Linked DNA regions of Homo sapiens: regions 1 and 2 are each linked to region 3. A link is a loop called in an ENCODE intact Hi-C map of the cell type or tissue named here. Cell type or tissue: IMR-90. All regions are shown on one strand.

Region 1 (8,000 bases), 240 kb after region 3:
ACACACAAACACACACAAATTTTCTACACAAAACTGACAGAGTTCATGGATATCCAAAGGCAAACCACATAGCTTAGTTTACAAATCCCTGCCCTCGGGTATCAGAATGGGGTGAGCCAGTAGAGACTATCACCAAGTCCTTCAGTGCACACAAGGGGAGACTGAGGCTCAGGTAAGAGAGCAGGGAGAGAGGAGGCCAGCCCAGGTAAGGTCAAACAGCCAGTCAGTAGTAATAGCAAGAACTACAGCTCAGATGATTTAGGGCCGCCATGCACAGTTGGGCAGGGTGTGCACTGCAAACTGTAGGAGTTGCCAGAGCGAGGTGGGGCACTGTGGGTGGTGGGATGGTGGGAAAGGGCCTCTCCGAGGAGCACTCCAAGTGGTGTCCCAGCGAAGGAAGGGAGAAAAGGCATAAAGACCCGAGGAAAGGGAGTGTCAGGCAGCATGAGCAGCAAGGGCAAAGGCCCAGTGGTGGCGGGGAGCCGCCCGTGTGTCGAGGACAGTGAAAAGGGTGCTGTGCGAGGGGTGGAGTGAGGAGGAGAGTTAGGTGTCAGGGAGGCGGAGACCACATCCTGTGGGGCCTTGAGGGCCACGGTAAGGAGGGAGGATGGTGCCGTGGATCTCCCAGGCACTGGAGAAGAGAATGGCATGATAGCCTCTACATTTCTTAAAGAACTGTTCATCATGCTAGGCCTTGGGAGGCGAGGGCAGCATTGGGCAGAGCAGCAGCAGGTGCTGGCATCCTCCAGGGAAGAGCCAACAGCAGGAGGCCTGCAGGGGCTGGAGGTGGCTGGAGTTTGGAATCACTCTGCAGGCGGAGCCAACAGGATTTGCTGATGGTTTGGATGTAAGAGAGAGAGAAGAGTCAAGGGCAACTCCAAGGTTTTTGGCCACAGCCACAAGAAGGATGGAGTTGCCAGTATTAGGAGGGAAATGACAAGGAAGGAGCAGGTATGGCAGCAGATGTTGACTTCTCAGCCTGGGCAATGTGTTGGAGTCACCTGCCTGACACTGAAGTGGAGATACCCACGGAGGAGCCCCTGGTTGTGCATGTCTGGGCCTCCCAGAGACTCCAGGGCTGGAGCCTGACCTGGGAGTCATCCGTGGACGGCTGAGGCCATCAAGTGGCTAAGTGTGGATGGGGAGGAGATGCTGTGTTCTAAGGCTAGGGAGTGGAGGAGGGTGTTCAGGGAGACAGAAAAAGGGAGAACCACGAGGGTGAAGTGCCTCAAGAAGCCAAGTAAAGAGTGTGTTTCAAGAAGCAGGGAGTTCCGGCATGGCTGAACCTAAAGATGTTACGCTAAGTGAAATGAACCAAACAGGGAAGGACAAATACTGTAGGCTCCCCATACATGAAACGTCTAGAATAGGCAAATCCAGAAACAGAAAGTAGATTGGAGGTTACCAGGGGCTGCCAGGAGGGAGAATGGGGAATGGGGAGTTACTGTTTAATGAGTACAGGGTTTACATATGGAATGATGCAAAAATGTTGGAAAGACAGTTGGTGACGGGCGCACAACTGTGTGAGCGCAATTAATGTCACGGAACCATACACTTTGATCAAAATGGCCAATTTTGTAATATAGTTTACTACTTAATGAAATTAATAATGTAATATACCAAAAACTATTCAATTGTTTAAAAGAAAGAGGCGCAGGAGGAGGGGAAGGGGAGTTATCGAATCCACTGTCACCTACAGCTGTGTAGACGTGAGCAAGTCTATGCCTCAGTTTCTTCATCTGTATAATGAGGAAAATAATAATCTCGCTCAAAGAGTTGCTGAACAGGATAAGTCACAGGCTTTGCCCAGAGGGTGGTGGTGAGGGCTGAGGGGCTGCTATCACAATCATTATGTCATCTCTGTGACCCTCCTCCATAGAAGCAGGTGGCATGAGAAGGAGAACCAGCTTTGCTGGACAGTCACGTGGTTGCTGAAGTGCGATATGACCAAGCTGCATCCACTGGGGTCAATCCAGGTGTCCCCTGAAGAGTGCCTGTCCTGATGTGGACATGTACTGGGCAGCCCTGCAGAGGCTGGCCAGCCTGCTGAAAGCAGATGGGAACCTGGTCACCATGGCTGCCCTGCACTCCCACTATATGGTAGGCTCCAAGAAGTTCTTTGGGCTCCACCCAGAGAAGGAGACGGTGGAGAAGGCCATGCAGGAGGCTGGCTGCCAGGTGCAGAGGTGTGCCCCATCAGCTGCTCTGAGACATGCTCCATCAACGACGGCATCTGCTTTGTGGCTGCCTGCAAGGGCCCCAGTGTCTGAGGCCAGCCTGGCAGAAGAGGGCCTGACCGAGAGGGGAAGTCATGACCAGAGCATCTACAGTCTTGCCCCACAGCTCCCCCTAAAAGCAGGTCAGGTCTCAGCCCTACCTCTTCATTCCTGTTACCTGGTCCCAAGGTCACAAGTGAAAAGCAAGGGTTCCCCCAGCACCCCGCCTAGGGGTCTGTCCCTTACACTACCCCATACCAAAGATCATGAACAAAAAGTGACTTAGCTGGATACTATCTTTGTTTGGATTCCCATAGAAGCAGACTCTAAGACAAGGATTTCAGTGCTGATAGTTGATTTGGAGGGAGATCCCAGGAAACATCAATTAGGACGTGGGAAGGAAAGCAGAGCAGGCAGCCAAACAGGGTGTCATCAAACCCTTACCGCTGTGGGCAATTGGAACGCCGTTGTGCTGGGGGCTCTGGGGCCAGCGTAGAGCACATGGCTCGGAGTTATCCCACCCCGGGAGCTGCAACACTTGCCCACCGACTCCTGTCATCATGACAGAGGGCTGCTCCTGAGGGGCGTTAATTCCCCAGCATGTCCAACTCACCTGTATTTGGACAGTGCAGCCCAAGAGAGAAGCCTCGAGTGAAGACTCACAGGTGCTGGCTGTGGGAAGTTCAGCCAGCATGCTGAGGGAATGGGAAGAGGCAGCAAGAGCATCTGCAACAGACATGAAATGTCCTGTTGGCTGGGGTGTGGGACAGGTCCTGGGGAGGCTGGTTTTTCCACCAGAGGAACAGGATCTCAGGTTCTTAAAGTGGAAAGGCACCTGTGAGAGCTAGAAGACCTCTAGGCCAAGCTCCTGTTCCTGCAGGTGGGGAAGCCGAGGTCTGGGAGGGGAGGGGACTGGCCCCACCCAGAGTGCTAAGTGGTCAGTGGCAGGGGCAGCATTGGAGCCTGGGCTCTGTCCAGGTTACGACGGATCTGGTGGTGATGGAGCCTCAGGAAATGGTCGGCTGAGGCTGACCAGCAGGGCAGAGCCGGGACTCAGGCTGTCCATCCATATGGTCGAGAACCTGGGGCCTCTGACCTCTGGGAAGGCCTGGGGCCACGTCCCTAGAAGGACCTTCACAAGGTCGTACATCTCTTCTTACTCAAACAGCCAGCTCAGTTCCAGCCAGCTCTTAGCACTGGGTTTCCTCATTTTCCCTGGGATGTAGGAAGGGCATCAGCATTTCTCCAACCAGGCCAGGCCTACATGAAGCCCCCAACTACTTTCCAAAATGTGGCATGACCCCTCACAGGTCTTTCAACTCCCAGTGTCCCCAACCCCAGTCCGTTCTCCCCAGAGAAACCTTCCAAAGCCGGTGCAGGCCAGGCTGTATCCTGCTTTACACCATGCCCCGCGGGGATAAGGGCCCAGCCCAGCAACAGTGCATGAGGCCCTGCACACCCTGGCTGCTGCCTCAGGGCCGGTACACACCAAGAGGGCTCCCGGAACCAGTCCAGCAACCTCCTACCTGCAAGTCCTTGCAACACAGAACTCCTCCCCTCCTCTCTAGCCCATGCCCCACCTCTGAACAGACTCCAGCAAGTGGTACAGGAAAGAGCTGTGATGGGGAGAAGGGTTGAGCCAGCACCCCAGGCACATTTGCCATCCTGCTGCTGAAGCTCAGTGCTTTTCAAACTGCCTCCATCATGTTTTTGGGGTCCCTGAGCCTTATATCAGAGGACAATGACGAGTCTTCGTCCATCCACCATAAGCAACAGACTTTCATCCCTGGGTCCTGGATCTGCTGGAGACGGGGGCAATGCCAGGTGGCAATGGCTTCCATGGCCACCAGAGGGCAGTGCAGGGCAGGAAGCAGCAGGCGGAGGCTGGAAAGGAGATTCTGTGTGGATCCTCCTTGGGAGAGAAAGGTCCATTTCCTGCCACCTTTTGATTCATGGAGGTTCTGCCAGGCCTAACCAGGCAGAGGAACCATGAGCCGGCCCACCGGGAGGAACCTGGAACCCTTTCGACAGGCAGGGCCGCTAAGAAGCTTGGACCCACCTGGCTCGTGGTCCTGGACACTGTATTTCAGCTGGGGACCAGGAGGCAAGGTTTTCCAAACTAATGTGCCTGTGCATCACCTGGAGATCTTGCTAAACTTTGAATTCTGATCCGGTACATCTGAGCCAGTAGGGCTGAGATTCTGTATTCCCAACAAGCTCCCAAGTGACGCTGACATTGCTGGTCCAGGGACCACGCTTTGAGTAGCAAGGAATAATAGAAAGGAATGCATCTTAAAATCTGAATTTTCCCTGAAATAATGAGGTTCCTGGGCACATCCTAGAGTTGGCACCTAATTTCTCCAGCTTTTCTCTCCAGGTGAGAGAGGGAGGAAGACCTACCTGGGCACTCTACCCAGAAAATATCCCCACTCCTTCTCTTACCCTGGCGTGGTGGGCTTTCTTCCCTTTGGTCTTTGAAGGTCTTCCCTGCCAGCTAGAACTTCCCAGGGCAAGGACTAAGGATGCCCTCTCAGATTCTTCACCTTGGCAGTTCCCTGTCTTGGCCTGGCAGGCAGTAGGGGCCTGGTGGGGGGGCTTGCAGCTGCTTGTGTGAAGAACCAGCTGGCTCTTTACGGCTGAGTTTTCTAGGACTGCCCAGAACCCTCCCACATTGCCTGCCCTCCTCCAGGCTCCCACCAGGCACATGGGAATGGGGATGGGGGTAGTTAGAGGGGTTGCAGGTTTCCAACTTGAGGCCCAAAGATGCAAAGTTACTTCTACAATGTCATTCACCTTCAATATCGCCAGCTGTAGTCAGTCAAAGGTTGGGTGGTGCCAGGGCAGGGGTTTTCACCCTGGATATGCATTAGACTTACCTAGGCAGCTGTAAAAGTCCTGAATCCTTGGCCTTACCCCAGACCAATTAGATCAGAAATTCTTGGAGATGCCACCCAGGCATCAGCACCTTGTAAAGCTCCCCTGGTGATTCAAATGTATGGAAGATTGAGAACTGCTGGCCTGGGCTGGTGCTTCTCAAACTGTACTGAGCTCACGAATTACTTGGGAGTCTGTCAAAATGCAGATTCTGAATCTGCAGATCTGAGGGGGGCAAATAATTTGCATTTCTGAAATGTCCCTAGGGATGCTGATGTTGCTGATCCAAGACCCATTCTGGGTACCAAGGGAACAGAGCACAAAGTACTTCCTTTCCACCTACCCCCAGCCCAGGCTTCACACTGTTAGTAAAGCAGGACTGTATGATAAGGTGTCTGAGTGTAGACCGATGATCCCTGATGTCCTAGATCCTTCAGGGCCTAGGCTCCTGAATGATTCGAAAAGGTCTTCTGAACCATGACGGAGCCATCTGTGCTGCCTCTATTGATATGTCATTGGGAGCATCCAAGAATCACTCACTCCTTCTAGAAGTTCATCTATAGAGCAGCTCTGTATTTCAGACCTACTTGCTGTCCTCTCCCCACCACTACAGTATCCAGCTGCCTCTACTGGCCTAGCCCGAGGACCCTCAAACTGAGCAGGTCCAAAGGCACACTGCCCATCTCCTGGTCCCCCAGCCTTGCTTCTCCTCCCCTCTCCCCAGCCCAGCAAGGACACTCCTGTGCAACCCTTATCCATGCCAGACACATGACTGCCACCCTAGCCTCTTCCTCTGTCACCGTTGGTCTGCACCACCAGCTTCCCCAGGCCTTGACATTACCTCCTAAACAGCTCTCAAATCCACCTAGTGGCCCTCATCGCCCCGCCACTGCCCTGATTCTGGTTCTATTATCTCGCCTCAGCACCTACCCCACCTCCAGGTTCTTGCTGTGTAAAGGGTGGTCCAAGGAGCAGCAGCAGCAGCATCACCAGGGAACTTATTAGAAATGCAGCATCTCGGGTCCCAGCCCAGACCTGCTGAATCTGATCTGCATTTTAACAAGCTCTCCAGGTGATTCATACATACATTAAAGTCTGAGAAGCACTGATCTAGAAATAGAGAGATGATGACAGGAAACAAGAAGGGAAAGAGAAAGCAGAAGAGAAGGGAGGTCCTTTTTAGCAGCCTCCATTCCTGGCTCCCTCCTCATATTCCACATCTCAGCTCAAAAGGTACCTATCCCTACTCTTACCACATAGAGTAGATGTTTCCCCCTCTCTTTCTCCATTCACTATCACATCACCCATTTATTTCCTTCATCTCACATGTTATTCTATTTTCTGTCTCTCAGTGACATAGAAATTCTGAGGCAGGAAACTGCTCTCCCTTGTTTGTGGTTGTGTCTAGTGCCTAGCACATGGTACATGTTGAATAAATAAATTGAATATGTGAAACTTATTATAGACTTCTGCTGCTGCAAACTTCACCTTTTGAACTAAGCAGTTTCTGAAGCCATCTAGTCCAATAGCTTTGTTTTATTCTTTATATCGCAAATGGGCCATGATGTAACAACTTGATGCTTTAAGCAGAACATCAAGACTTCAAAAAGCAAGCATGTACCAGAATGGGATCGATTGCAAAAACGACCACAGATTCTTCCCTTTCCAGTGGGCACAAGTCTTTGCAATATGACTTTGCCTCTTCTTCCATTAGGAGGTAGAGCTATTTCTCTCCACCATCTCCCTGTTCCTAATCTGGACTTGACCACATGACTTGTTTTGGCCATTAGCAAAAGTGATGCAAGCAGAGGTTTGAAAAGTGCTTACACACTGGAGCTTGTCCCCTCTCTTCCTTCTTGGTATTTACCCAAAGAAGTTGAAAACTCATGTCCACACAAAAATTCATGCACAAATGTCTATAGCATCTGTATTTATGAATTGATACAACCTGGAAGCAACCAGGATATCTGGGACTGCCCAGATAAATGCATAACTATAGTGCATCCAGACAATGGGTTATTTTTCAGGACTTAAAAAAACGATGAGCTATCAAGCCATGAAAAGACACAGAGGAAACAAACTTTCTTAATTGAAAGAAGTTGATCTGAAAAGGCTGCTTACTCTATGATTCCAACTATATGACATTCTGGAAAAGGTAGAACTATGGAGACAGTAAAAGATTAGTAGTTACCAGGGGTTTGGGGGAAGGAGGAATGATCAGGTGGAGCACAGAGGATTTTTATTTTTAGGTTAGTGAAACTATCCTATATGACACCACAATGGTGGATATGTGACATTATACATTTGTCCAAACCCATAGAATGAACAACACCAAGAGTGGACCCTAGTGTAGACAATGGAGTTTGGGTCATAATGATGTGTCAACATAGGTTAATTGATTATAACAAATGTACCACTCTGGTGGGGGATGTGAATAGTTGGGGGTGGGGACAGGGAACATATGAGGAATCTCTGAACTTTCCACTCAGTGTTGCTGTGAACCTAAAACTGCTCTAAAAAACAAAGTCTATTAAAAAATAAGCGCTTTCACAGTGGGACTTGTTCCCTTCCTTGCGGCTCTTAGGAACCCTGTGGCCCTCAGCGTATTAGTCCATTCTCACGCTGCTAATAAAGACATACCTGAGAATGGGTAATTTATAAAGAAAAGAAGTTTAATTGACTCACAGTTCAGTATGGCTAGGGAGGCCTCAGGAAACTTACAATCATGGCAGGAGGGGAAGTAAACACGTCCTTCTTCACATGATGGCAGCAAGGCGAAGTGCTGAGCAAAAGGGGGAAAAGCCCCTTATAAAACCATCAGATCTTGTGAGAACTCAGTATCACAAGAACAGCATGAGGGTAGCTGCTCCCATGATTCAAATACCTCCCACCAGTCCCTCCCACGACCTG
Region 2 (8,000 bases), 140 kb before region 3:
TTCCTGCTGTTCATTGACCACTGTATGCCACATGGTCACACCCAACTTCAGCGACCTTGGGCCAAAGTCACCCAACTCTGTTCCCTGAAAGAAAAGGATCAGAATATTTGGAAAATCCCTAATGACAACCCAAGTGTTAAAAAAAGGAATGTTCAATTTTGTGGAGTTGTTAAGTCTTACATTAGGAAGATCCTATCCCACACAAATTAGAGAAAAATAACTTCGAATCTAAGGTGAGTCTGCATCAGAGTCATCATAGGAGCCTTTTTGGAGGAGGTGAGATTTGCAAGGTGGGCTGCTAGGTTATGGGAACAGAGGAAGACTTTTCAAAAGTGGACTGGGTGGCCATCAATGACAGACTGGATTAAGAAAATGTGGCACATATACACCATGGAATACTATGCAGCTATAAAAAAGGATGAGTTCATGTCCTTTGTAGGGACACGGATGAAGCTGGAAACCATCATTCTGAGCAAACTATCGCAAGGACAGAAAACCAAACACCGCATGTTCTCACTCATAGGGGGGAATTGAACAATGAGAACACCTGGACACAGGGTGGGGAACATCACACACCGGGGCCTGTGGTGGGGTTGGGGGAGTGGGGGAGGGATAGCATTAGGAGATATACCTAACATAAATGACGAGTTAATGGGTGCAGCACACCAACACGGCACATGTATACATATGTAACAAACCTGCAGGTTGTGCACATGTATCCTAGAACTTAAAAGTAAAATAAAAAAGTCTACTGGGTGGAAGATGGATATCATTCAGGGTGCTTTAAAGAATACCAGAGAACAGGTGGCTTATAAGCAACAGAATTTCACTTATAGTTCTGGAAACTGAGAAGCCCAAGATCAAGGTGCCTGCAGAGGTCCAAGATCAAGGTGTCTGGTGGGGACCCACTTCCTGGCTCATCCATGGCCGTCTTCTCTCTGTGTCCTCACATGGCAAGAAGGAGGAAGGGAGCTCTTTCGGATCTCTCTTATAATGGCACTGATTCTATTAATGAGGTCTCCACCCTCATGATCTAATTGCCTCCCAAAGGCCCCACCTCCTAATACCATCCAACGGCGGTTAAGTTTCAACATACGAATTTGGGTGGGGAGGGGGCCGCAAACATTTGGTCTGTTGTAATGTGGAAAGCTAGAGAATGAAGTATCTTGAACACCTACTGTATACTGACAGGAGCTGGACACTGTATGCAAGATTTCTATGGAGAAGCCATTTGCCCTAAGTTACACACTTTGGGGTTCCTTTCTGTTCTACCAGGCAGCCTCTGAGCGGGAGAACAGGCTGAGCCAAGGCACACTGGCTGGAAAGCTAGAGGCTTGTTTAATAGAGACAGGATTCTGGCCTGGCTATTGGGATCCTAAGAAGGAAAAGGGCAAGTGGGCATTATGGAGGACCCTGAAGTTCACTTATTTCCACCAACTTCACTGGTTAACTCCTGTGTAATGGGATTTTGCTGTGCCCATGAGGCATAGGAAGATGAATAAAATACATGCCTGCCACCAGGCTTATAGGTCAAAAAAAAAAGGACATTTTCTCTCCTGAGGCTGTAGGCCTTAGGAAGGCTTATGGGATCAAAGGACAGTGTGGCTGCAGGACATTGGCATGGAGAATGGAATCAAGAGAGCAGCTATGCAGGATGCGTCAACCCTGGGCTCTCTCAAAGGCACAGTTCCTTTGTCCCAGGGGCATCTCTTGGGTAGTCACAGGTATTGGCTGCCTTCCTTTAGACCAGAGGACCTGGGCTGCGCAGCAGGAGGGAGTGGCAGATGAGCAAGCATTACCGCCTGAGCTCCGCTTCTTGTCAGATCAGCAGTTGCATTTGATTCTCACAGGAGCTCAAGCCTATTGTAAACTGCACAGGGAGGGATCTAGGTGCATTCTCCTTACAAGAATCTAATGCCTGATGATCTGAGGTGGAACAGTTTCATCCCAAAACCATCCTCCTGCCACCCAGTCCCTGGAAAAATTGTCTTCCATGAAACCAGTCCCTGATGCCAAAAAGATTGGGAACCGCTGCTTTAGAAGGCTGCCTCTCTGCGGTGAGTCCAGAACCCAAACAACATGCTTCAGTGCTTGTAATGTTACATGGAAAGCCCAGAGAATGTTTCAAGATCCCAACTACAGACTTTGGTTTATTTTGGGTTTTGTTTTTTGTTTTATTTTGCTTTGCTTTGTTTCATTTTGTTTTGTTTTTGAGACAGACTCTTACTCTGTCACTTAGGCTGGAGTGCAGTGGTGCGATCTCAGCTCACTGCAGCCTCCGTCTCCCAGGTTCAAGTGATCCTCCCACCTCAGCCTCCCAAGTAGCTGGGACCACAGGCATGCACCACCACCCCTGTCTAATTTTTTTTTTTATTTTTAGTAAAGACGAAGTCTCACTATGTTGCCCAAGTTGGTCTCAAACTCCTGAGCTCAAGGGCTCCTCCTGCTGGGGCCTCCCAAAGTGCTGAGATTACAGGTGTGAGCCACTGTGCCAGACCCCAAATACAGACTATAGAATAAGTTTGGTGTCAATGCCATGATTTAAAGTGAGTATCCTCAGCAGGAACTCAATGGAAGTTGACGTTGACTGAGCCAGTACCATCAGAGATGAAGAATTATGACAGGAGAAAGGTTCCAATTGTTATAACTAGATAAATGAATCACCTAATTTCTCAAGGGTAAATTTTTGGAGAATTGTAGGAAAATGGATCTGGTGACAGTATCTGGTTGCCATATTTTATTTTCACTATTGAACATAAGTTGTCTAGGTACGGTGGCCACATCTGTGATCCCAGCACTTTGGTAGGCTGAGGTGGGTGGATCGCTTGAGCCCAGGAGTTCAAGACCAGGCTAGGCAATATGGAGAAACCCCATTTCTAAAAAAAAAAAAAAAAAAAAAACAAAAAAATTAGCCAGGTGTGGTGTGGTGCACACCTGTATCCCAGCTACCCAGGAGGTGGTGGGAGGATCAATTGAGCCCAGGAGGTCAAGGCTGCAGTGAGCTGTGGTCCAGTCCCTGCACTTCAGCCTGGGAGACAGAGTAAGACCCCGTCTCCAAAAAAAAAAAAAAAGAACTTAACTGAATTCATCTTATTCTCCATTATTTGTTTCCTGTTTCTTTCCCTCTCTGCTAGAATTATTGTGCCAGCGATAACAAGATTGTCATATCTGCTGCTATGCCCCAAGGCCTGGAAGAGTGCCCAGCTCATTGAAGGCACTCAGTCAATAAGTGTCAGTAGGCTAGATGAACAGTTCTTCCATGCCTAGATCTAACCTGACCTTCAAGGCAAGTTTTCCCTAATCCTGAAACTGGACCTTATCTTTTCTGGGCCTTGTTGATGGCACATGTTTTTGTCTAGATTCTGTAGCAGTAGAGCCTGAAGTAGAGATCCTTGAGCAGGGATCTTACAGAAGGAGTGCATGGGGAGACACTGAAGGGCAGTGAGGAAGCGGGGATGGGTGGAGGAAGGAGCCAGACCTCAGCAGAATCAGCCTCATGCTGATCCAGCAGGAGCCACTGATGTCAACCACAGAGGTGGTCCCAACCAGAGGCAAGGCGGCTGGGCGGTTACCCCTACATCCCTCAGTCACTGGCTACCGGCCACCCTGGATGAGAAAGGTGAAGGGGGTAGTCTTACCCCTCAGAAATCTGCCAGCAATTGTCTGCAGAAGAGGGCAGGGTAAGCTCTTAGCAACCCAACCTGCAGCCGCTGGACTGGGGAAGGCGCCTAGTCCTGGCACTAGCAGCTTTGGGGAGGATGCATTTCCCTGTTTGCCTTCTTTTTAGAGTCTTTATTAACATTCTTAAAAATAATAAAGCTTCTTGAGATCAAGATTCTTATCTCTTTAACTTTCATGTCCTCAAAAGCATCGGATGATGGACTTAGTAAATATCTCAATGAAAATCCAAAGATGGATAGATCAGTTATGTTAGTGTTTACAATCTAGTGTGAAAATTCTTAGACACATGTTCACTTTCTAAATGACACCAAAGCCATGCTTCTTATATTTATGTGGTCTCAATAAATAAGTTTTCTGTATGATCAGAAAAAAAAAAGTAAATGTGTGCTTTATCAAAAAAATATAAAGGGTTAAACCACTGCAAAATCCTCTGTAGGACACATTCTTTCTACAGGCAATGTAAGACTAAAGTTTTTCCTCCAAATGTAAATTATAGTAAATATTTTAACTTGTTCTTGCCCTTCATTATCTCACTTATGAGTCATTGTGTGGAAACAAGCCTGGTTGGCAGAAAAATCGGAACTGGAAAGAGCTCCTGCTATTTCCAAAGGGGAGCTCTTGGCTGCTCGTGTTACCAACCAAATGACCAGAAGAGGGCAGTGCACACCCAGACGCTGAATTTTGCCCTAAGAAGCCAAGATGGGGAACTTGTTGAGGGGCAGCTTGGCTGGGGGAGGAGTGGCTCTGAGTTCCAGACATATTCTGTTGTCTGCTGCCTCACCCGCCACTCAGGCTAAGTGACTGTGGTTGGGTCACGGCCCGCTGTAAGTGTTCCTCTGCTTGGGATCTGCCTTTCTGTGCTTCCAGGTTTGCTACTGTAAACCAAAAGGTGCCTGCAACAGGTCTCAATTTAGAAGTTTATTTTGTCAAGGTTAAGGATTCATGCCCGAGAGACAGGTCTGTGCCTTTCTCCAAAGATGATTTTGAGGACTTCAATACTTAGAGGGGAAAGGGTAGCTACTGGGGGAAGAGGAAGACATTTTTAAAAGGTGTGAGTTCATAAGAGGCAAACAGTCGCATTCTTTTGAGTTTGATCAGCTTTTCTCTATGCCAGAAGGGGTAGAGGAACAGTCACTTATGAATTCATCTAGCTCAGTGGATCTGCACTTTTACCTAAGATAAAATAAACATAGGGCAGAGGAAGCAATCAGATATGCATTTGTCTCAGGGGAGCCGAGGGATGGCTTTGAGTCCTGTTCTTTGTCCCGTACCTATGAAGAGAAGCTATCAGTGTACTTTGTCGGGGTGAAATTCAACAGAACTGTTTCAGGGTTGAGACACTGGGTCCCAGAAGGAATTTCCCAGTGGGCAAATTGTGAGCGAGGGAGGGAGGGAGGATTTTTTTTTTTAATCTTTGTAGCTATCTCATTTAGCAATAAAATGAGAGACAGGTTTGCCCCCAGTTCCCAACTTCACTTTTCTCTTTGGCCTACTGATTTGATCCTGAGATTTCTTTTCCTTTCACACTGCCCCATGGGCTGGGCCCAATCTCAGGCCTGGTGTTGCTGAGAAGCTCAGTGCAGCCTGGGTCTCCCATAGGCCACAGGGCAGGCAAACCTCTCCTCAGAGCTGAGTGTGTGGTTCCAATCAGGGATGGGGCTCTAGCCAGTCATTGGGGGGCCAGTCAAAGCTGAAGATGGGGACATTCTGAGGACCAGGGCTGGGTCTGATATTTTGATTGCTTGAGTGGGCGACAGAGAGCAGTGTTTCCTTAAATTTCCCCCCAAAGATATAAATCATGCCCTTCGCAACCTAATCCTTTCCTCTGTATCCCTTTCACTCTGGTGGGAGGACTCCTTTCCAGCAAAATTCTTTCTTGGGAGCAAATAAGGACTGCAAACTGCCAGGTCCCTTTCCCAGGGAGGGGCCTTTCCATTGCCACTACATCATTTCCAGGGCCTAAGTGTGAGGCCTGGAACCTGCCTACTCCTTTCCCAGGAAGTGAGGATGAGGATGAGGATTGGGCTTTCATGGGAGAACTCTCCATGGCTTCTACCAACCCTGGGGCCAGTCCCAGTGGATTCTAGGGGCAACAGAAGACTCCCAACTAAGCTATCCAGCTCTGAGCCAGCTGCCAGCTCTTCCCCACCCAGTCATTTCCGCTGCCTGGTTCTCAGCCAGCTCTGGAGCCATGGGGCAGGCTGGGATGAGGTCTGGGCTTTGGTGAGAGTAGCCCCTTGGTTCCTGAAGGTGTGAAGCCTGCCCCTAACTGCAAAGATAAATGAGGACTGCAAAAGGACCAACCAGCTCCCCGACTCACCACTTCAGATGACTTCTAGGTCTAGAAGCCCTGGGGAGCCAGAATGAATCCCGGATCCTCCTGGGGAAAGCTACTCTGTTTTTTATAACATTGTCCTGTGGGCCAGACCCAAACTCAGGCCTGGTGTTGCCAAGAGGCTCAGTGCAGCCTGGGTCTCACACAGGCTACAGGGCATGCAGACCTCTCCTCCAAGCTGAGTGTCAGGTTCCAAACAGGGATGGGGCTGTAGACAGTCCTGGGGGTGCCCAGTCAAAGCCAAGGATGGAGGCCCTCAAGCCTTCCCCTCTCAAGCCTGGGGCAAGAGATGACCCAGCCACCTTCCTCTCAGCCAGTTGCTGGTTTCTATTCCACTCTTCATAGACCATTAGCAGCATTTGATCCAGATGACTGTCCTCTCCTAGAAACCCTTTCTTGGCTTCCCTGTCACTACACTCCCCTGGCTTTCCTCCTACATCCACACTCTGGATTTCTGTTGTCAACTGGCATCGTTCAAATATATTCTGGTAAAGAATTTTCCAGAACTAAAGACTTGAATTAACAGACTGGCAAAAGTATAACATGTGCCAAACAGGGTAAGAATGAAACTGTACATCAATAATAAAGACCAAGCTTAAAGGCAACCAAAGAATGAAAAAAAGTGTCAGGCTATTTTTATCTTCAAAAACAATAAATGTCAGTAGCAATCACAGTATAAAAGTGTTGAAAGAAAATAACTGCCCAACTAAAATACACAGCCACTTTCTGAACTCAATCTTATAAAGACTGAGTGCTCTCCCCTACACAGAACTACTTCAAAAGATTAACTTCAACAAGAAGGAAAGATTGGAAATCAAATATTTTAAGCAAAGAAGTATATTGATAGAGCTCAATAAGCTCAAACTACAAACAATTGTAGGAACTATATTTAGGATTTTAAATAAGGTATGTCTAAAAGAGTAGACAACAATAACAGATTCTGCAAATGTAAATCTTGGAGAAAGTTACACATGCTTAAGTATGTATCTTGTTTTGGAGAAGGAAAGAAGGATGATCAACTTTCAAGTTTTATGGAAAAACATAAAATTAGGTATTTTGTTAAAATTGTAAATGTAAACAACACAATTAGAATAGAATGTATATTTGCCATATCAGTAAAAGAAAGGGAAGGGAAATAAGATAATGCAATGGAAGGCAAAAAAAAAAAAAAAGAGAGAGCAGATGAGCAGGTAGGGGGTGAAACAAAGGCATGGCGTATAGACTGTAAGGTCATGAAATAAGCTCAAAATGTCCTCAGTCGCAGTGAATAACCATAGACTAATTATGCCCATCTAAACACAGGCTATCAGTTGGGATTAAAATAAATTTTTCATCAATATGTTACATAGAGAAGATATATCTAAAATATAAAAAAGACAGCCCCTTCCACTCTATGAGGACACGGTGAGAAGGCACCATCTATGAACCAGACAGCAAGTCCTCTTCAGACACCAGATCTGCCAGTTCCCTGATCCTGGACTTCCCAGCCTCCAGAAGTATTTAAACAGTCAAGTAAAATCAAGCTGGATAATCATGGCAGAAAGTGAGCTTGATCCCTATGAATATGTTCTCATGAATATGCGATGAGAAGGCTGACCAGTCTGTTGTGGCAGCCCCAACTCTGCTGCACAGAGACAGATGCTTGCAAGAATGACCAGGACCCTGTGATGATAATGGCATCAGCGCTACTATGATCTTGATGGCCTGGCTGGTGACTGCAGTGGTCTTGTTCCTACTGAGACCTCCTGATTGAAGAGGATCCGACGTACCTGAAAAGCCAACCAGTCCTCATAATGAACAAGATCCACCTGCTCCTCTTGTGGCTAATTTTGTGACATGGGAAGTGAAGGTGGTTAACACCTTGCAGGACCAAATGAACAACAATGACCAGAGTACTCTTAATTCTATGAGAACTGTTTTTCCTTTTGCATTTGCAATATGGGATGGGATGGTTTCCATGAGCTTCTAGAAATTTCACTCGCAA
Region 3 (8,000 bases):
TTCCCCACAGCTAAAATCTGGGGCCTCAAAAAGAGAAAGATGCAGAGAGACAGAGAGTGTGCAAGAGCAAGCCAGAAGAGAAAAATCCACACGAGAGAGTCACACAGATGAGGCAGAACAGAGTGTCAGAAAAAAAAAATAATAATATCTGCAGTTTCCTGTTGGTTTCCAAAGCCTGGATCTGCCCCAAAGGCAGCCCTGTTCCTAACAGTTCTAGGGCCAGGGCCTCTGGCAGCCCCAAAGCTGGGAGGGCAAAGCCATAGCAGGATGGCTGGACTGGTTGCCCAGGCTCCGGAGGGCAGGGGACCAGTGCCTGGGGGTTTCGGTTCCTGCTCCGCACCCTGAGTCCTCTCCACCCCGCCCTGTCTGGACTCTCCCTCTGGTCTGCCCCTCCTCACTCCCTGCATCCCACCTCTGCCCCAGCCTCCTGTTTGCAACCCCCAGGCTCCTGCAGCCCCTTCCCCACCTTCATGGCTGGAGGCTCTGGCTCGAAAGTCATCCTTGCCCTTCAACCCCAGCCTTTGTCTTGAGTGACAGCAGTGCCCAGGCTGATGGTCTGTCACCCACTGACCTCACAGTCCCTGCCCTTCCTTCTCTCAGGGACCTTCTTGACCCCCAGCAGACACCCCCTCCCACACCAACATGGAGCCCATGCTACTGCTGGAAGTCACACCAGCTGTGCTGCAAAGCATCCTGTTCTGACCACACCCTTCTGTCCTCCTAGAACTCTTCCTCTGCACCCCCACCCAGCCCTAGCACCGAATACTCCACTCCCTTCCAGCAGACCCTCCAGCAGGGACCCTGTGGCATTGCACAAATGCTCTCTGACAAACACCTACAAGTCCCTGGTGCCTCAGCCTTTGGGGCAAAACCCAACCCTGAATAAGCCCAAGTCACTTTTGTCTGTACCAGATATTCCACCCAGAAAAAGTGGTCTCACTCCAAGTTTCCGCTCTTGGGGGAGCTGGCCCGCCAGCATGGCCTGGCAACTGTATATTCTTCCCTACTGGCTTGTCCTCCCACCTCTGCCGCAGCTGCTTCCGTCTTCTGCACTCTCAAGACCCACCCGCTCTCCACTCCCACCCCCTGTTGGCGCCCACCCCCAGCAGGCCAGGAACCTCACCTTCATGACGAATGCAGGAGCCAGCAGTTGGCCTCCCTCTCCTGCCCACCCCCAGGCCACACACCCACCTGCCAGCCTCTGGGGCAGAGTCCCCTTTCTCAGCCAAGGCCCCCCACACTGGGTTCAGGACCTGCCTTCTCACTCCTTCTCAACCACCCCGCTCCATGACGTGCCCCCCACTTTTCAGTGACTCCCATATCCACTTCTTAGCATTTTTACAGGCTGTCCTCTTACAACAAAACCAAATGACTCCTCCCGCTCCCTTCTGGCTCCCCCCGCCCTCCCAGAGGAGCCTCGGTAAAGGGTTGTTCTCCTGGGCTGCCCCAGCCGCTCCCTCTCAGCACCCCTGAGCCCAGCCTCCGAGTCCATCCTCCGCCAAATCCGCTCTCGCTGTGAGCTGCGCCTCCAAATCCTCTCACAAAGGCGGCTCAGCAGCACTCGGCCGGCTCAGCAGCCCCTCGCTGGGACAATCTTGGTTGGGGCCCCAGGATCCCACATTCATCCGGTTCTCCTCCCACCTCTCTGAGCACTCCTTCCCCTGCTCCGCCTCCTTTGGGGGCTCCTGCTCCCCCGTGGGATTGTGAATGTGTGGATCCCTCCAGGCTCAGCCCTCAGTCCCCTTCTCATCCTGCTCCTCACTCTCACTGCGGGGTGGCCCCACCTATGCCCTTGGCATCAAACGCCACCAATATACTGGCCACTCATGAACTCCACTTCTGAGCTGGGCCTCGCTCCTCACTCCAGCCCGCTCCTTGGCACCCTGCTGGCTGTCTCAGTGCACCCCAAACCCAATGTGCCCAAACTGAGCTCCTGCTCTTCCCCCAAAAGCTTGCTCCTCTCTGTCTCTCCTCATTCCAGTAGGCTTGTGGGACGCCTCCGTCCGTCTTCTTGCTCTCACACAGTTTCACCCCTGAGTTAGACAGCTTTGGACTTGGTCCTTATCTTTTCCATCACTATCACCCTAGTACGTGTCTCCATTTCCAGCCTCCCTGCTTCCAGCGGAGGTCTCTGCCTGAAATTCAGTCTTCGTATACCAGCCAGAGCGATCATTTAAAACACCTAAGCCTCGTCACATCACACACTTCAGTACCTTTTGGGATGAAACCTTAGCATAGCTTTCCTGACCCTGCGTGATCTGGGTGCCGCCCGCTCTACGCTCCCCTTTTCTCCCTAAGATCCAACCACAGTAGCTAACTTGCATCTCTTCCCACGCCGAGCTCCTTCCCACCTCGGGGCCTTCACACGTGCTGTTTCCTCTACCTGGTTGTTTTTTTTTTTTAATCCACTTCTTTTCCTGGCCAACTCATTCTCATGGTTCCAATCTCAGCTTAGCTGTCACTTCCTCCAGGAAGCCTTTTTATTTTTTACACTTCCGGTCTAGGTTTGGTCATCTAGATATTTGTTCTCCCAACACTTTGCTGTTCTTTCTGCATCCGTCACCGTTACTATGTGATTGCTTGAATGGTGTGCTTGCCTCTTGGTGCCACACATCTGTCATGCTTGTGGCCAGCCAGCATATTCTGAACACCCTTCTTGTGCCTGAGAACCTTGCCACAGTAGGAGGGCCCTCTCCAAGCTAGAGGTCTGAGCTTGCTGTACCAGCCTTCCTTGCAGCTAGTGGGCAGGGTCACTGGACTGTGCCATCAGGGGTAACTCTGTGGGACTTAGATCCAGAAGACAGCAATAAGAGGGAGCTGGTGCCAGGTGGAATCAAATTTTTGGCCAGCGTGGCAGGGAAGGAGTTTGGCTTTTCAGGAGAGCCATGTGGTGGTTCTGGCATTCTGTCCCTGGTGTTGGTGGTGTGAGCAGCTGTGTCCATGACCAAAAGTGGTGAAATGAGGAATTTGCCACAGTAGCCCCCTGGTGTGGGATGGGCACTGCCTCTGGGCCTGAGCTCAGGCCCTCCTAGAGACAGGGGAGCTACCTGATGTCCTTAAACTTGTCATGTTTTTGCTTAACTCAGCCAGAGTGGGTCCTGTTGTCTGCAACAGAGAGCCCTAAATAATGCCTTCTGTATCAGTCAGGATTCTCCAGAGAATAAAACCAACATTTTATATACACACCCCTCACACATACACACACACACACACACACACACACACACACACAGTGTAGAAAGAGCTTTATTGTATGGTATTGACTCATGCAATTATGGAGGCTGAGAAGTCAATCTGCCCTCTGCAAGCCAGAGACCCCAGAGGGCGGGTGGTATATTCGAAGGCCTAAGAACCAGGATCCTGGAGGGCAGAAGATAGATGTTCCAGCTCAACATCCAGGCAGAGAAAGCTCAAGTTCAACCTTCCTCTGCCTTTTTTTTTTTTTTTTTTCTATTCAGAACTTCAAGGGTTGGCTGGTGCCTGCTCACTGGGGAGGGCCATGGCTTTACTCAGTCTGCCAATTCAAATGCTAAGCCCTTCCAGAAACACCGCCACAGACACACCCACAAACAATGACTAATCGGATACCCAGGCATCCTGTGGCCAAGTCATATTGACATGTAAAATTGGCCATTGCCAACCAGACCCTAAGCCCCTTGTGTAGGGGAACATTTGGGGGTTGCTTGTAGCTGTATTTTCAGACTCTAGCAAGGTGCGTGTTCCCCAGATACTCAGTGAACACTCACCACATGGATAAATGTGTGCCCAGCAGACCCAGAGCCCTAGCAGGAATGTCATGAAAGTCCCTGGGGAGAACGAAGCCTGGGCCCGATACCACCCTCCTACCGGAACTTTCCTCCACGTATTGCTCTCTAAACTGAGATCAACCCCATTCCGCTTCCTGCCCAGCAAACGGTAGAAAGGGACCACTGCGCAGCCTGGCCTGGTGGGGCTCTAGGGTCTACACTCCCTGCCTGAGTCCCCTCATCCAGGAAGCCTTCCCTGACTGCTCCTGCCCACACTCACACCCAGTCCTCGGAGCTCCCACATCCCAGAGAGTCTGAGCCCGGCACACCAGTTCTCACCTCTAGGTTCAGGCTCATCCTTGCAGATCTTCCCAACATTCCTGGGGGCTCTCTGGGGACAGAGAATGGGCCCTTCATTTTCCTCTCTCCTCCTCTTTCTCACAGAGGAGCCCGAACATAACAGGAGGGAAGTCCGAGTTTCTTCCTTCTCTTTAGGAAACTCTCCTCTCAGGACCCGCGGGGAGGCTGGCTGGAAGGAGGACACCGGGGTAGTTGGGGGTGAGTCCTGCAGAAAGCCTGGGACCCAGGGAAGCCCCTGTGCTCCGGATCTTGCACGGGCTCTCGTGGTCCCTGATTCTCCTGTCTCTTCAGCTCTCACTCTTCTTAATCCGCTTCTTATTCATCAACACTGGGGTCTGGGGCAGGGGGCGGGGGGCGTGGGGATGTCTTGCTCCTCCACACTCCCGCCATGACCCTCCCTCCCAACCTAGGCTGCCCAGACCAGCAGCCCCTTCTCCACCAGCCCCTTCGGCTCGCTGAGCTCCAGTCAGGCCGCAGGGGTCCTGCGTCCATCTCCAGCGTCAGCTCAGGCAGGCAGCACCGTCGGCCCAGCCAGGGCTCTTGGCTGCAGTTAGACTGCCACCTGGTGGCCAGGATGATCATTGCGCTTCTCAGCCTAGCTCGTTGCTTCCCATCCAGTGTCCCTGGTGAGACGTCCTCAGACATCATCTCCTGAGCAACTCCCCCCACCCCCCCGCTCAGTTGTGGAAGCTGGAGTCCTGAGAGAGGAAGAGCTTGCCAGTCAAAGGATCTGCCCAGGAATCTGCATCGTAGGCCCAGTCTGCGAATCCCTGTCATGGGAGAGACAAGAGAAGTGATAGGAATTTGAGGCTCCAGTTGAAACTAAAAGGGAGCAAGTGGTGAACCTGCAGCCATTGTGAAACCTGTAGGCGAGGGATGGACAGTTCACAGAGTGAGCTGCTTCTGCCACTGCCAATATCATACACTCACTGCTGACACTAATGGCTAACTAACCACCAACTAACATTAACTAACGCTAACCACTCACTGCTAACCAGCCACTAACACTAATCACTAATGAACCACCAACACTAACTAGCCACTAACTACTCACTGCTAACTAACCAGTAACACTAACCACTAAATAACATTAACTAACACTAACAGCTAGCTGCTAAACTAACTGGTAACTAATCACCAACACTAACCACTAACATTAACTAATGCTAACCACTAACTAGCCACTAACTCTACCAACTGCTAACCACTAAAATTAGTCACAACTAGTATTAAAGAGCACTAACCAAGCTAACTAACACTAACTACTATCACCACTATGCTAACACCATTACTAACAGTGCTAACACCAGTTAAAACTCAGAGAAACATATAATGATGCCAGCCAGGCACACTGGCTCACGCCTGTAATTCCAGCACTTGGGAGACCAAGGCAGGAGGATTGCTTGAGCCCCAGAAGTTTGAGACCAGACTGGGCAATATGTACTGAGACCCTGTCTCTACAAAAACATTTTAAAATTAGCCAGTATGGTGGTGCATGCCTGTAGTTTCAGCTACTTGGGAAGGCTGAAGCGGGAGGATCACTTGAGCCCAGAAGGTTGAGGCAGCAGTGAACTGTGATCACTTTACTACACTCCAGCCTGGTCTACAGGTGAGACCCTGTCTCAAAAAATAATAACAATGCAGAAAAACTGTAACACTTATATTGTTTGTGCAAGAATTCTCTAGACCAATTTTCTGGGAGGCAATTTGCCAACAGGTACTAAAAGACTTATCATGTGCATTGCATTGGTTCAAACATTCTTCCACATTAGGATAATTTATTCTGAAGGTCTAGGAGTTTAAGTTTTTGTCTTTTTGAGGTATACATGAAAAAAATGTATGCAAGGAAGTTTATCATCACAATTTTTTTTTTTTTTTTGAGACGGAGTCTCGCTCTGTCGCCCAGGCTGGAGTGCAGTGGTGTGATCTCAGCTCACTGCAAGCTCTGCCTCCCAGGTTCACACCATTCTCCTGCCTCAGCCTCCCGAGTAGCTGGGACTACAGGTGCCCGCCACCATGCCTAGCTAATATTTTTGTAATAAATATTTATTTTTAAAATCGACAGAAACTTTCACGAATAAAATATGTTAAATAACTATTGGCTAAATAAATAATATTATATAGACTTTTCAAATTATGTAGCGGAAAAATTGTCTGCAAATGTTCTCCAGCAAACACTCATTTACTCATTTTTAATAACTGCTTTATTGAGATAGAATTCACGTACCACAACATTCACCATTTTAAAGTGTACAATTCAGTGGTTTTCGTGTATTCTCAGAGTTTGCAACCATCATCACGATCTAATTTTAGAACTTTTCATTACCTCAAACAGAAATAATGGAGCTAATATCCCATCGTATGGATATTCCACATTTTGTTAATTCATTCATAAGTTGATGGATGTTTAGGTTGTTTCTACTTCTTGGCTACTATGAATAATGATGTTATGAATATTCATGTACAAGTTTTGTGTAGACATACATCTTCAATTCCCTTGCCTATATACCTAGGAGTGGATTTTCTGAATAATTCAGTGTTTGACTTTGTGAGCAACTGTGCAACTTTTTACCAAAGCACCTGACAATTCTCTGGTCCCACCAGCAATGCATGAGGGTTCCAATTTCTACACATTCTTGCCAATACTTGTTATTGGCTATTTTGTTTTCCTTTTAGCCATCCTCATGGACATGAAACAATATTGCATTGTGGTTTTGATTTACATTTTCCTAATGACTAATGATATCGAACATCTTTTCAAGTGATTATTGGCCATCTATATATAATGTATATTGTTTTAATGCATACAAATCATATGAAATTTTACAAATATAATCTCAAGCTACTTCCAAAACACAGAAAAAAAATCTTTCTGGAAACATACAAAAGTATCTATGGTGAATGTCTTGGTAATAAGATGATGATTGATTTTTTAAAAAATCCTTCTGTATCTCCTAAATGCCTGCAATGAATATGAATTACTTTTATGATTTGAGACTGAATATGATGGGTTTTCAGACTGGGCCCGCACTTTGACATTTGTCTGACCAGGAAGGTGCCAGGCAGCCGGGCGTCATGGGCAACAATGTGGCCTTGGGCTTCATGTAGCTGTGTCTCCATTCCCTGGAACTCTCACGACTGTAAGGAAGGAGGATGTCCATCTGCTGCGTCCACCAGATACACACTTGTGAGCCAGCACAGGTAAAGGATGCCTACTCCTTCTGTTCCCAGTGCATGAGAAAAGATACCTGGTCCAGGCAGGCCATGGAGGACAAGCTAGATCCTCCGTGCAGAGGAGAGGGCCACCATGCAGGGGATCACAGAGAAGAGAGGCACCCAGGCAAGGACCAGGACAAGGCAAATGGCACCTGGCGATCAGCCCGAGTAGGCCTATTCTCTGTACTGGAATCTCCCTCCACCACTGTCAGTCAATAAATAGGTCCCCACGGACAGAGCCTGGGTCTCCTTCTCCTCCCCGCTGCCAAGAAGGAGGTTGGAAGAGGGACAGACTATGTAGATGTGTTACATTAAGGGAGTCCTCAGTTGGGTGGGGGACAGCAGGCAGTATGCTGGGACCCAGGAGGGCACACAATGGGGACGACGTAAGAGAAAGACCTGGAGTTGAGGCATCTCCACTCCAGAGGAAAATAGGGAAAGAGACTCAAGCAATTTCCAGAAGAAGAAACCCAAAAGGCAAGCGGGTACAGCAAGAGATGTTTACACCCATTAGATATCAGGGAGATGCAAATTAGGACAACAGTGCCATGGCACTTTACACCCATTTGGCTGGTGAACATTACAAAGCTGGGTAATGCCAAGTGTTGGTGGGGCTGTGGGACTTAGGGACCTCAAGAGCTGCTAGTGGGAGTGCAGAACTGAAGCATGCAATCTGGC

The links. Hi-C counts contacts between places; a loop is a spot of excess contacts. Peaks named below come from ENCODE experiments on the same cell type or tissue, not always from the same donor. Only the 100,000 strongest peaks of a DNase experiment are listed, where the experiment ranks them.
Region 1: it touches region 3 in a loop (8-fold over the local background); 37 of 110 quality-filtered maps call a loop at or near these places.
Region 2: it touches region 3 in a loop (19-fold over the local background); 105 of 110 quality-filtered maps call a loop at or near these places.

What each region holds. Positions count from the first base shown.
Region 1 is chr7:30,736,697-30,744,696 of GRCh38, reverse strand. It overlaps LOC105375220 (a long non-coding RNA gene), which reads right to left. Exons shown (of 3, transcript XR_001745154.2): 2 at 2,830-2,942. Among named protein-coding and RNA genes, the nearest start is that of INMT, 11 kb to the left of the region's middle. In IMR-90, CTCF peaks have their summits at 1,119 and 4,064 (motif pointing right); no DNase peak of the experiment used is centred here; H3K27me3 peaks cover 610 bases.
Region 2 is chr7:31,119,120-31,127,119 of GRCh38, reverse strand. It overlaps the pseudogene LOC124901821. Among named protein-coding and RNA genes, the nearest start is that of ADCYAP1R1, 71 kb to the right of the region's middle. In IMR-90, a CTCF peak has its summit at 4,321 (motif pointing right); a DNase peak (open chromatin) is centred at 4,279.
Region 3 is chr7:30,980,445-30,988,444 of GRCh38, reverse strand. LOC105375222 (a long non-coding RNA gene) reads right to left here and starts at 4,621. Exons shown (of 3, transcript XR_927160.2): 1 at 4,086-4,621. RefSeq lists an enhancer at 3,452-3,977 and a silencer at 4,587-4,746. In IMR-90, a CTCF peak has its summit at 4,673 (motif pointing left); a DNase peak (open chromatin) is centred at 4,644; H3K27me3 peaks cover 2,868 bases.